2 separate regions of the Homo sapiens genome follow, and region 1 is linked to region 2. Evidence: chromatin loops called from intact Hi-C (ENCODE). Cell type or tissue: GM12878. All regions are shown on one strand. Each heading gives the region's core, and the rest is flanking DNA. Links, peaks and the distances in the headings are about the cores only. Region 1 has its middle 180 kb from the start of KCNIP4. Region 2 has its middle 190 kb from the start of ADGRA3.

Region 1 (5,391 bases), core at 137-5,136, 580 kb after region 2:
TGACACCTGTTAGAATGCGTATTTTTTTTAAGAGACAAAAGATAGCGAATTTTGACAAGGATATGGAGAAAAGAGAATCCTTGTATATTGTTGGTGGTAATGTAAATGAGAATATGGGAATAAATGTGGAAAACAGTATAAAGATTTCTCAAAAACTAAAAATAGAATCAACTTATGTTCCAGCAATCCCATTTCTGGGTATATATCCAAAGGAAATGAAATAAGCATCTTGAAGAGATATCTGCACCCTCATGTTCACTGCAGCATTATTCAGAATAGCCAAGATAAACAATCCACCTACATGGGGGGTGGGGAAAATGGGCATATATTGTTTTAAGAATACAAAGTTAAATCCCACATATATTTGACATCACCCCAATTCCCCATGATGATGCAGGGGTTCCTCCACTGCCTTGTAAAATCCAAGCCAGATTTCTCCCAGCTCATTCATTTCTCTGTCCTTTCCTATGATCTCCTCAAAACTTACCTGTTCAAGGTTTTATCTCCATTCTTGGACTTTTTGAACAGTTGGAACTCTATTGATGAAATTAATCTGCAGAAGTTGATAATGTCGATGTAAGAATAGTGCAATAATGTATCTCTCTAGATTAGGTGTTTTCTATTATAATGGGGGATACAGTGCCTGTAACCAAAGTAACTCATAATGGTTGTTTTAGACTGTTGGGGAAATGATTTTGGAAGAAATATTTATTTAGACCTCCTCAAATCATTTAAACTGCTGTGAAACCTTTGTTCTGATGGATAAAATTACGAGGAAGAAAAGGAGAAAGAATCCAGCCCTCTAGTAGTAGGTATTTTACATAACAGTTAATGACTCTTAAGTCCTTTTTTTTTCTTTTGAGACTGAGTTTCGCTCTTGTCGCCCAGGCTGGAGTGCAATGGCGCGATTTCGGCTCACTGCAACCTCCGCCTCCAGGGTTCAAGTGATTCTCGTATCTCAGCCTCTCGAGTAGCTGTGATTACAGGCACGTGCCACCACGCCCAACTAATTATTGTATTTTTAGTAGAGACAGGGTTTCATCATGTTGGCCAGGCTGGTCTCGAACCCCTAACCTCATGCCATCCACCCTCTTCGGCCTCCCAAAGTGCTGAAATTACAGTCCTGAGCCATGGTGCCCAGCCTCTTAAGTCCTTTTTAAGTTCCACACTACTGTATATACGTTAGCTCATTTAATTCTCACAACTGTATAGAATAGGTAACGTTAATAGTCTTATTTATGAATGAGGAAATAAGAGACACACTAAGTGAGGTCACACTGCTAGTCATACAGCAAAGCAAAATTCAAAACCAGGCATTCTAGGTTGGAAGCCTACTCACTTTACTAGTCTGCAGTACCACCCACCATGAAGCAGCTCATTCAGTCACTACAAAAGCCATGAACCATGTCAGTATTCGTTCTACTTAATGGGAAAAATATTTGCCCAAGGTCTCTCAACAAGGAAATAGAATTGGGATTCAATTTTAGTCCTGCCTGTTCCCAAAGGCTGTGTCATTTCCACTATACAAAGCAGCTTCTATGTGGCTCTCAAGTTCCCTTTGCAGCTTTAATTTCTCTTACACCGATTTCCTTGCAATAGAGTTGATATATACTAGGCACCTCAGGCAAAGTGGCACAGGTATTTGGCATTTGCTTTTCTCATGATATCTAGCTGAGGGTGGGGTCTAACTCTTCAGGAATATATTCCACTGTGCTTTCAACAAAACTAGTAATTGTGGCGTCTTCTAGCATTTAGGCTGCCTAATGGCTAACTTAAAAAGCTAAAGGTGACTTTACTCAGATAAAGTAATTCTGTCTGCACTCCTCTATAGTAATTTAATGTCTTGTAATTCTGTACACCATTAAGGAGCAATTAAAAGCAAGCATGTTAGGTTTCAATTCTCTAAACCTCGCAATGCAAAGTCACAGATCCTGACTCCCATTTCATTTGTTTTTAGAGGCAATGCAATCAGGACACGAATCTTTCTTATTTCTTTCCCCATTTCCCATTATCCTTCATATCCCTCTTGCCATCTAAGGGACATATGTCCCCTTGACAATCCTTCAGAGAAAAAGAATTTAGCATGAAACAGACGTGGAGTGTGGGAAGGGGGTGGAATTGAAAATAATGACAACAGCATACTCCAGAGAGATCCTGATTTCCACCTGATTTCCAGAAAGACACCCTCCTCCTGAATTCTTTTTCTTTGGCTGCTAACTACAAGTGACTGAATTAGCCTTTCATAACACTGAGGGAAGGGGCTGAAACAGGAAGAAAAAAAAAGCCCTGAGAGGAAAATTCATTGGAGGAAGCATAAATGACAATGATGTATACTAGATGTTTTTTTTTTTCTGAGAGCAGGTTTTATTAGAAAAAAGAAGAGGGGAGCTCGCCTCTTTGAACGCCTCTCTCCCTCCCACCAGCATTGGGATAAGCTCTTGACAGACATTAACCTTCACCAGGCTCCTGTGAGCTAGGTATTTACCATCTGGATTTCAGTTGATGAAATCAAAGAGGCTCGATTACTTGCCTCGGGGCGTGAAGTTAGAGAGGAACATCAGGCCTGACTCTAAAAGCTGGTATCTCTTTGGAGGTCATCAACCCGACAGTTAACAACTTGATTAACAAATACGTTTTGAGCATGATGCTGAGACTGGAGATAGAATAAGGTCTACGCCGTGAATGCTGCCCTCTGTTGGAGGAGGGTAGAACGTACCCCTTGTTTTCTGTTTGTATTTGCAGCGACCTCTGTTAGAGTAACACAATTGGCCTCCTGTGTCATCCTTCCTGGTCATTCCCCCAGGGCAGGAGACGGGCCCCAATAATTGGTAAGTTAGGAAACAAAGTATTGAACACAGTGTAGCCCTCTTTCAGAATTCTGCTTTGAGGACTCTCTGCTGGCAGAGAAACTATACCCTTTCTCATTCACTCTAATTTTAGGCTTAAAAGCCTTTCCCCTGTGAGCAGGTTGGGTCTCCAGTTCCATCGCTGAAGTATGAGTAGTTTTTCTTTTTCTTTTCTTTTATTTTAATTAATTAATGTATTTTTTATTATACTTTAAGTTCTAGGGTACATGTGCACAATGAACAGGTTTGTTACATATGTATACATGTGCCATGTTGGTGTGCTGCACCCGTTAACTCATCATTTACATTAGTTATATCTCCTAATGCTGTCCCTCCCCCCTCTCCCCACCCTACGACAGGCCCCAGTGTGTGATGTTCCCCACCCTGTGTCCAAGTGTTCTCATTGTTCAATTCCCACCTATGAGTGAGAACACGTGGTGTTTGGTTATCTGTCCTTGCAATAGTTTGCTCAGAATGATGGTTTCCAGCTTCATCCATGTCCCTACAAAGGACATTAACTTATCCTTTTTTGTGGCTGCATAGTATTCCATGGTGTATATGTGCCACATTTTCTTAATCCAGTCTATCATTGTTGGACATTTGGGTTGGCTCCAAGTCTTTGCTGTTGTGAATAGTGCCACAATAAACATACGTGTGCATGTGTCTTTATAGCAGCATGATTTATAATCCTTTGGGTATATACCCAGTAATGGGATGGCTGGGTCAAATGGTATTTCTGGTTCTAGATCCTTGAGGAATCACCACACTGTCTTCCACAATGGTTGAACTAGTTTACAGTCCCACCAACAGTGTAAAAGTGTTCCTATTTCTCCACATCCTCTCCAGCATCTGTTGTTTCCTGACTTTTTAATGATCGCCATTCTAACTGGTGTGAGATGATATCTCATTGTGGTTTGGATTTGCATTTCTCTGATGGCCAGTGATGATGAGCATTTTTTCATGTGTCTGTTGGCTGCATAAATAAATGTCTTCTTTTGAGAAGTGTCTGTTCATATCCTTTGCCGACTTTTTGATGGGGTTGTTTGATTTTTTCTTGTAAATTTGTTTGAGTTCATTGTAGATTCTGGATATTAGCCCTTTGTCAGATGAGTAGATTGCAAAAATTTTCTCCCATTCTGTAGGTTGCCTGTTCACTCTGATGGCAGTTTCTTTTGCTGTGCAGAAGCTCTTTAGTTTAATTAGATCCCATTTGTCTATTGTGGCTTTTGTGGCCATTGCTTTTGGTATTTTAGTCATGAAGTCCTTGCCCATGCCTATGTCCTAAATGGTATTGCCTAAGTTTTCTTCTAGGGTTTTTATGGTTTTAGGTCTAACATTTAAGTCTTTAATCCATCTTGAATTAATTTTTGTATAAGGTGTAAGGAAGGGATCCAGTTTCAACTTTCTACATATGGCTAACCAGTTTTCCCAGCACCATTTATTAAATGGGGAATCCTTTCCCCATTTCTTGTTTTTGTCAGGTTTGTCAAAGATCAGATGGTTGTAGATGTTTGGTATTATTTCTGAGGGCTCTGTTCTGTTCCATTGGTCTATATCTCTGTTTTGGTACCAGTACCATGCTGTTTTGGTTACTGTAGACTTGTATAGTTTGAAGTCAGGTAGCATGTTTCCTCCAACTTTGTTCTTTTGGGATAGGATTGTCTTGGCAATGCAGGCTCTTTTTTGGTTCCATATGAACTTTAAAGTAGGTTTTTCCAATTCTGTGAAGAAAGTCATTTGTAGGTTGATGGGGATGGCATTGAATCTATAAATTACCTTGGGCAGTATGGCCATTTTCACGATATTGTTTCTTCCTATCCATGAGCATGGAATATTCTTCCATTTGTTTGTGTTCTCTTTCATTTTGTTGAGCAGTGGTTTGTAGTCCTCCTTGAAGAGGTCCTTCACATCCCTTGTAAGTAGGTATTTTATTTTCTTTGAAGCAATTGTGAATGGGAGTTCAATAATGATTTGGCTCTCTGTTTGTGTGTTACTGGTGTATAGGAATGCTTGTGATTTTTGCACATTGATTTTGCACCCTGAGACTTTGCTGAAGTTGCTTAAGGAGATTTTGGGCTGAGATGATGGGGTTTTCTTAATATACAATCATGTCATCTGCAAACAGGGACAATTTGACTTCCTCTTTTCCTAATTGAATACCCTTTATTTCTTTCTCTTGCCTGATTGCCCTGGCCAGAACTTCCAACACTATGTTGAATAGGAGTGGTGAGAGAGGGCATCCCTGTCTTGTGCCAGTTTTCAAAGGGAATGCTTCCAGTTTTTGCCCATTCAGTATGAAATTGGCTGTGGGTTTGTCATAAACAGGTCTTATTATTTTGAGATATGTCCCATCAATACCTAGTTTATTAAGAGTTTTTAGCATGAAGGGCTGTTGAATTTTGTCAAAGGCCTTTTCTGCATCTATAGAGATAATCATGTGGATTTGTCTTTGGTTCTGTTTATATGATGGAATATGTTTATTGATTTGCATATCTTGAACCAGCCTTGCATCCCAGGGATGAAGCCAACTTGATCGTGGTGGATA
Region 2 (5,391 bases), core at 98-5,097:
CCCCAGATAATATTGATGTACCTTCAAATTTTAAAATAATATTTATACCATTTATTTATTTATTCACATATAGAGCACCCATCCTGAAGTATCTGGGACACTGAACAAGGTTTACATAAATCTAACTGTTTTTTCCTCTGGGCCATTTGGCTCAGTCTGGTAGACCATAAATATTCAATAATACTTTACAATGACAAAGCATCTTTTATGCAAACATCTCTAAGCACATTATTCACTAATATTACAATCTCCTTTTTAACCTACTGGTAAAGTCACGGAAACTAATTGACTTTCTTCAAGGTCCCAGCACAAATTGTTTATTTTGTAGATTAGAGTCCAGGTGTTCCGATTCTAGTTATAACTAAAGGGAGAAACAAACAAACAAACACATTTTTTAGGTGCTTAAGCTGATGACCTACACTAAATATTTCTAAATTGAATCTATTAGGCAAGACGTCTTCCTTAAAGATGCTAAATGTTGTGATGCATCCAACTGAGTTTTATAACTTTTGTTCTCATTTGCCTAAGGCCAGTTACCATTTTCAGAGCCCCAAGAATGACCTAGTTTAATTGAATCCTGTTTCAAACACTTAAACTTTCACACTCTAATCAAATCAGGTTTCTAAATAGAAAAAGTTGGAACAAGAAAATAAAACTTGTCGTGGCAAGGTGCTGTTGACGTAATAGCAGAGCTGTACCAGAATATTCATGCAAATTAAAAAGCTAAACAGTTACTGTGAGATTTGGGCAAGTTTCAAAGAGTTAATGCTACCCAAGCAAAAGGAAATATTTTTAATTATTTATTTTACTTCTTCCCTCAAATATTAAATGCAGGTTACATATAGATAATTAATAAAATACCAAAAAATGGGATATTTTTTAATCACCCACAATTTTGTCTGTGACACCTATAGAAACACACTACAAAACCTACCTCCAAGCTCAGGGAGCATAACTGACTGAGCCTTCAGCCACTGAGCACTGAAACATGTCACAGCATTTCTACTGACACCACAGTTCCCCAGGCTGATCTCAGTCAATGCTGAGTGTGGCAAAGCTAAGAAAGTAGGCCTGTTCGTGGAGGATGTGCGACTCTTCTGACAGGTGACTTTGGATCAAGGACTCTCCAAAGATCCTGATGAACTTCCCTTTGAATTGCACTGTAGTCTAAATGGTTCACCCCAACTCCCTTTCTTCCTTTACTCTCTCCTTTGCTTGTCAGACATGCATGATAGCCTTTCCTGGCTCCCTCCCCATTTTCCCTGATGTTCATTTCCCTGAATAAATTTCTTGCACGTTCAATATCATCTTGGTATCTGTTTCTCAGAGGATCCAAACTAACATGCCACCTGATGGCAACAATGATGAAGACGATGAGAAGGATGATGATGATGATGATGATGATGATGATAACGGTGGTGGTAATAGTGGTGATAAAAATTATGATGGTAAAGGTTAGCATTTATTGAAGTCCTGTTTTAAAAGCCAAGCCCTGTGTTAAGAGACTGCCTAAATTATTTTATGCTGCCAATAAACTCCAATAAACTGCCAATAGGTGTTACTAACCTGAGAAAAGTAAGCCTTAAAGATACTAAACAAGAACAAGACCACATTACTTTTGAATATAAGAAGTCAAATTTGGAATTTTGGTTTTCTTATTTGAAATTTTGGTCTTCAATAGAGTGTAGAATCACTGGTACTAAAAACCACCAGTTTATATTACCTCTCTGTATTAGTATTTTGCAGTATAATCGTCCAGTTGTTTTTCTGGATAGTTATTCTATAATTACAGTTAACTCAAAACACAGAAGTAATAAGTAAAACCTATTTTACAAGAAATTGAACTGTGATCTTATTTTGGGTTTTGTCGATTTTTTTCCTTAGACTTGGGGAAAATATTTGCTTCTTTGTTACATGGGTATTGCATACATAATGGTGGGAGTTGAGCTTCTAGTGTACCCATCAACCAAATATTGAAGATTGCACCCAATAGGTAATTTTTTAACCCTTATCCCACCCCACCTCCCAGAAATTGAATTTTTACTTGAAGCTTTTGGTTCTTCTAAAATTTGCAGTTATCAACTTCACTTTGATTGTATAGACCTAATACAATCATTCGAATACTATTAGTAAACTTATTCTAATAAAGTATTTTCAGATTTGTATCATATATCAAGAGCCACTATATCAACTCTGTATAGTTTGGAGGAATTTTTCCAGATCATTAAAACAGACAAAGGTCAAGCAAATAAGCCAAGACCAAGCAACTTAGACAATTGATATCATTAAAGCATCTAAAATAACAATGCCTAGTCTCCAGTTTTAGAATTTATTGGCACTATTAAATAGACCACTTAATAATAAACCAATGGGCTTTTTCAAAATGAAAAAATTGGTACAATGAAATGCACTTAAAAAGATTTACATCCCATAGCATAGCATATTTCTAAGAAGGAACATTGGCTTGGAACTTGTAGCAGCTTATTAAATTAAGAACAGAACTCTGGTGGAAGCAATGCCATTTAGGATAATTTGAGATTCCTTTGACTCAAAAATAAATTGACTTTCCTGAAGGTACCTCGGGAATTATTGGGTCGGTCTTTAGTCCTGGCAGATTTCTTCTGGTGTATCAACATGGCTCCCTGAATGCAGTTTTCTGAAATTTTCATGCTAAACACTGATAAAAGTAGCTACATATGGTTAATCCTGCATATCTGACAATAGATTGTCAGCATAAAGAAGGGTTCCATCGGCAATGATCAAAAAGACCTTGTTAGATTTGCTTGAAAACCTGGCTTTGCCACGTCAAAACACATTTAAAAACCACCAGACTAGAAATGTTCTAAAGTTATTTCTCAGTCATTCTAAGGTTCTGTAAGAATGTCAGTTCTGTGTGGGTTTCCCCTGAGACTTTTCAATTCTTCTACAGAACTTAATCCAAACATTGCAACCTTGCTCATCTTTGCTTCTCTTCTTGTTTCCCTCTATCACCCTCTTTCAAGCATTCTCTTTCATTATGACTTTCACCATCAGCTGTGGTTTTCTAACAGAAAATCCAACCTGAAATGGAGACAGAAATTTTCAGTTGCCTCCCAGACAATTTTCTATAAATACCCTAAGGAATCTCAAATGAAATTGAAGCTGTTAAATTTCTACCACACAACCTCCAAGTCTGCTCCTTCTCTAGTGTTTTACTTCTCTTCATGGCATCCTCAGCCAGCCAGTTACCTAAACCATAATCACAAAAGTCACCTTAGTCTTCCTCCTATTTCCTTTATGCCCTAAATTGCATTTATGAACATATCCTTTTGGTTTTCCCTCAATGTTTTTTTACTCTTTTTTTCTCCATTCTGTTCCTGACACCCAAATTCAGGTCTTCATCATCATCTGCCTCATCTATGGCAATAACCCGACAACTTTTCCCCAGCTCCGTATCTCCTTCTTTCGGTTTATTCTCCACACTGCCATCAAAACTCTTTCAAATATACAGACCTGACTGTATTACACCCTTTGACTAAGTATATTTTATGGCTGTCAAATAGCTAATGCACATGATGCTAATACTAATTCCTTAGCCTAGCAGTTTACGTGCATCACGACATAAGGCTTCAGGTTCTGCCATTAACCCCGTCATCAGAAAACACAGCCTATGGCAGGCTTTATCAAAGCATGAGCAATCTACAAAACAATCATATAGGCACTTACAAAAAATATAAATTCCTGGCCCTCATCTGTGAATACTGTTATTATAGTTTCATATGAGGCCCCCAATCTACATTTTAATTAGAACTCCAAGTGATTCGAATACATCCTAAAGTATTAGAATTCTAACTCATGTGCCTACTTAACTGTACATGACTACACCATTCCAAAAATACAACAGAAGTATTTATACTTTTATGTCTCATGTCAAAATATTTTTTCTGCTAATATGCCCTTTCTTGTGTCTTTTCCTGGAAACAAAACAAAACAGAAAACATGTCTTCATAAAACCCAATTTAGATACCACAAGTAATCTCACACACTTTATTATTATTATTATTATTATTATTATTATTATTATTTTGAGATAGAGTCTCTCTCTGTTGACCAGGCTGGAAGCTAGAGTGCAATGGCATGATCTTGGTTTGCTGCAACCTCTGCCCTTCGGGTTTACTAGATTCTCCTGTCTCAGCCTCCCAAGTAGCTGGGATTACAGGAGCACACCACCATATCTGGCTAATTTTTTTCTGGGGTTTCACTATGTTAGACAGACTGGTCTTGAACTCCTGACCTCGTGATCTGCCTGCCTCAGCCTCCCAAAGTGCTGGGATTATAGGCATGAGCCACCACATCCGGCCTCACACACTTTATTCTTATTTCCCCATCCTGCCCACCTCTGCCGCAAAATACCCTTTTGTCTGTTCTATTGTTGGGGCTGTCACATCCTACTGTAGTCATGTACCTGCCTCTCTCCCCATCCAGAATGTCAGATTCAAGTGATCATTTTGTTCACCTTTATACTCCCAGGCTCTAGTAACCACAGTAGATAAATTTCTAATTGGGATTAACTACTAGCTACATAAAAAATAAAATGTAATTTAATTATTCACTTCATGCTAGGGAAGCCAGGTCTCCAAATACAACATGAGACAGAACTTTAAATTCTAGAGAACTTAATCCAGACATTGCAATCTTGCTCGTCTTTGCAGATGCGGATCTTTGGGATAGAACTTTTCTCAATCTTCTTACGTAATTTTCTCCAAGCATGAGAAAAGTCATCCAGCAACAAGCCAACCACATCACAGCTTTAGTATGGTGGTATCTGGTCTTTATTTCAGCCATGGAAAGAGTAGTAGGATGACCCTAGGGGGATATTTGGTCTCAGCTGTATAATATCTGTGCTGAGAACCTCTCAGTTCTCCCTTCATCAAACCACTCGGGAACAAGAATTTATGTGTGCCTACATTTGCCAAGTTCTCAGCACTATAAGGAACCAAAAGATGCACTAGAGTCCCCATTACCTCCATTACTGTATCCTGCTCTTCACACAAACGCAATAGGGAACGAGCAAAGCCGCTTTGTCATATTTCTCCCTGTGAAAGAACCTTAGTCTCCCACACTGTTACAGAGTGGCTGATGTGCAGCCCTAACCTGTGTCTGCAATCTAGTCCTGGATAATAACTTAAAAGATAAATGAAGTAATGGACCATCAAGAGAAAATGTTGCTTTTCCAAAGATCCCCAAGTATGCATCTGCATGATGGACTACAATGACTCCAAGGAAGATTATTGTCTTTAGAGTAAATAATACGCTTTTTTCCCCAAGTCTCAAAGCCTGTATTTAAATGATTATTCATAGGTGTTGTGGGAGACGTTAAGGCTGAGCTTGGCAATTCCCAACGTAAAAATG

Evidence for each region. Hi-C counts contacts between places; a loop is a spot of excess contacts. Peaks named below come from ENCODE experiments on the same cell type or tissue, not always from the same donor. Only the 100,000 strongest peaks of a DNase experiment are listed, where the experiment ranks them.
Region 1: a loop joins it to region 2, with 4 times the contacts of the local background. A loop is called at or near these places in 7 of 110 quality-filtered maps.

Annotation. Positions count from the first base shown.
Region 1 is chr4:22,126,953-22,132,343 of GRCh38, reverse strand. No RefSeq gene overlaps it. Among named protein-coding and RNA genes, the nearest start is that of KCNIP4, 180 kb to the right of the region's middle. In GM12878, for the core only: a CTCF peak has its summit at 2,690 (motif pointing left); a DNase peak (open chromatin) is centred at 2,703.
Region 2 is chr4:22,705,155-22,710,545 of GRCh38, reverse strand. It overlaps the pseudogene GBA3. Among named protein-coding and RNA genes, the nearest start is that of ADGRA3, 190 kb to the right of the region's middle. In GM12878, for the core only: no CTCF peak of the experiment used is centred there; a DNase peak (open chromatin) is centred at 2,850; H3K27me3 peaks cover 120 bases.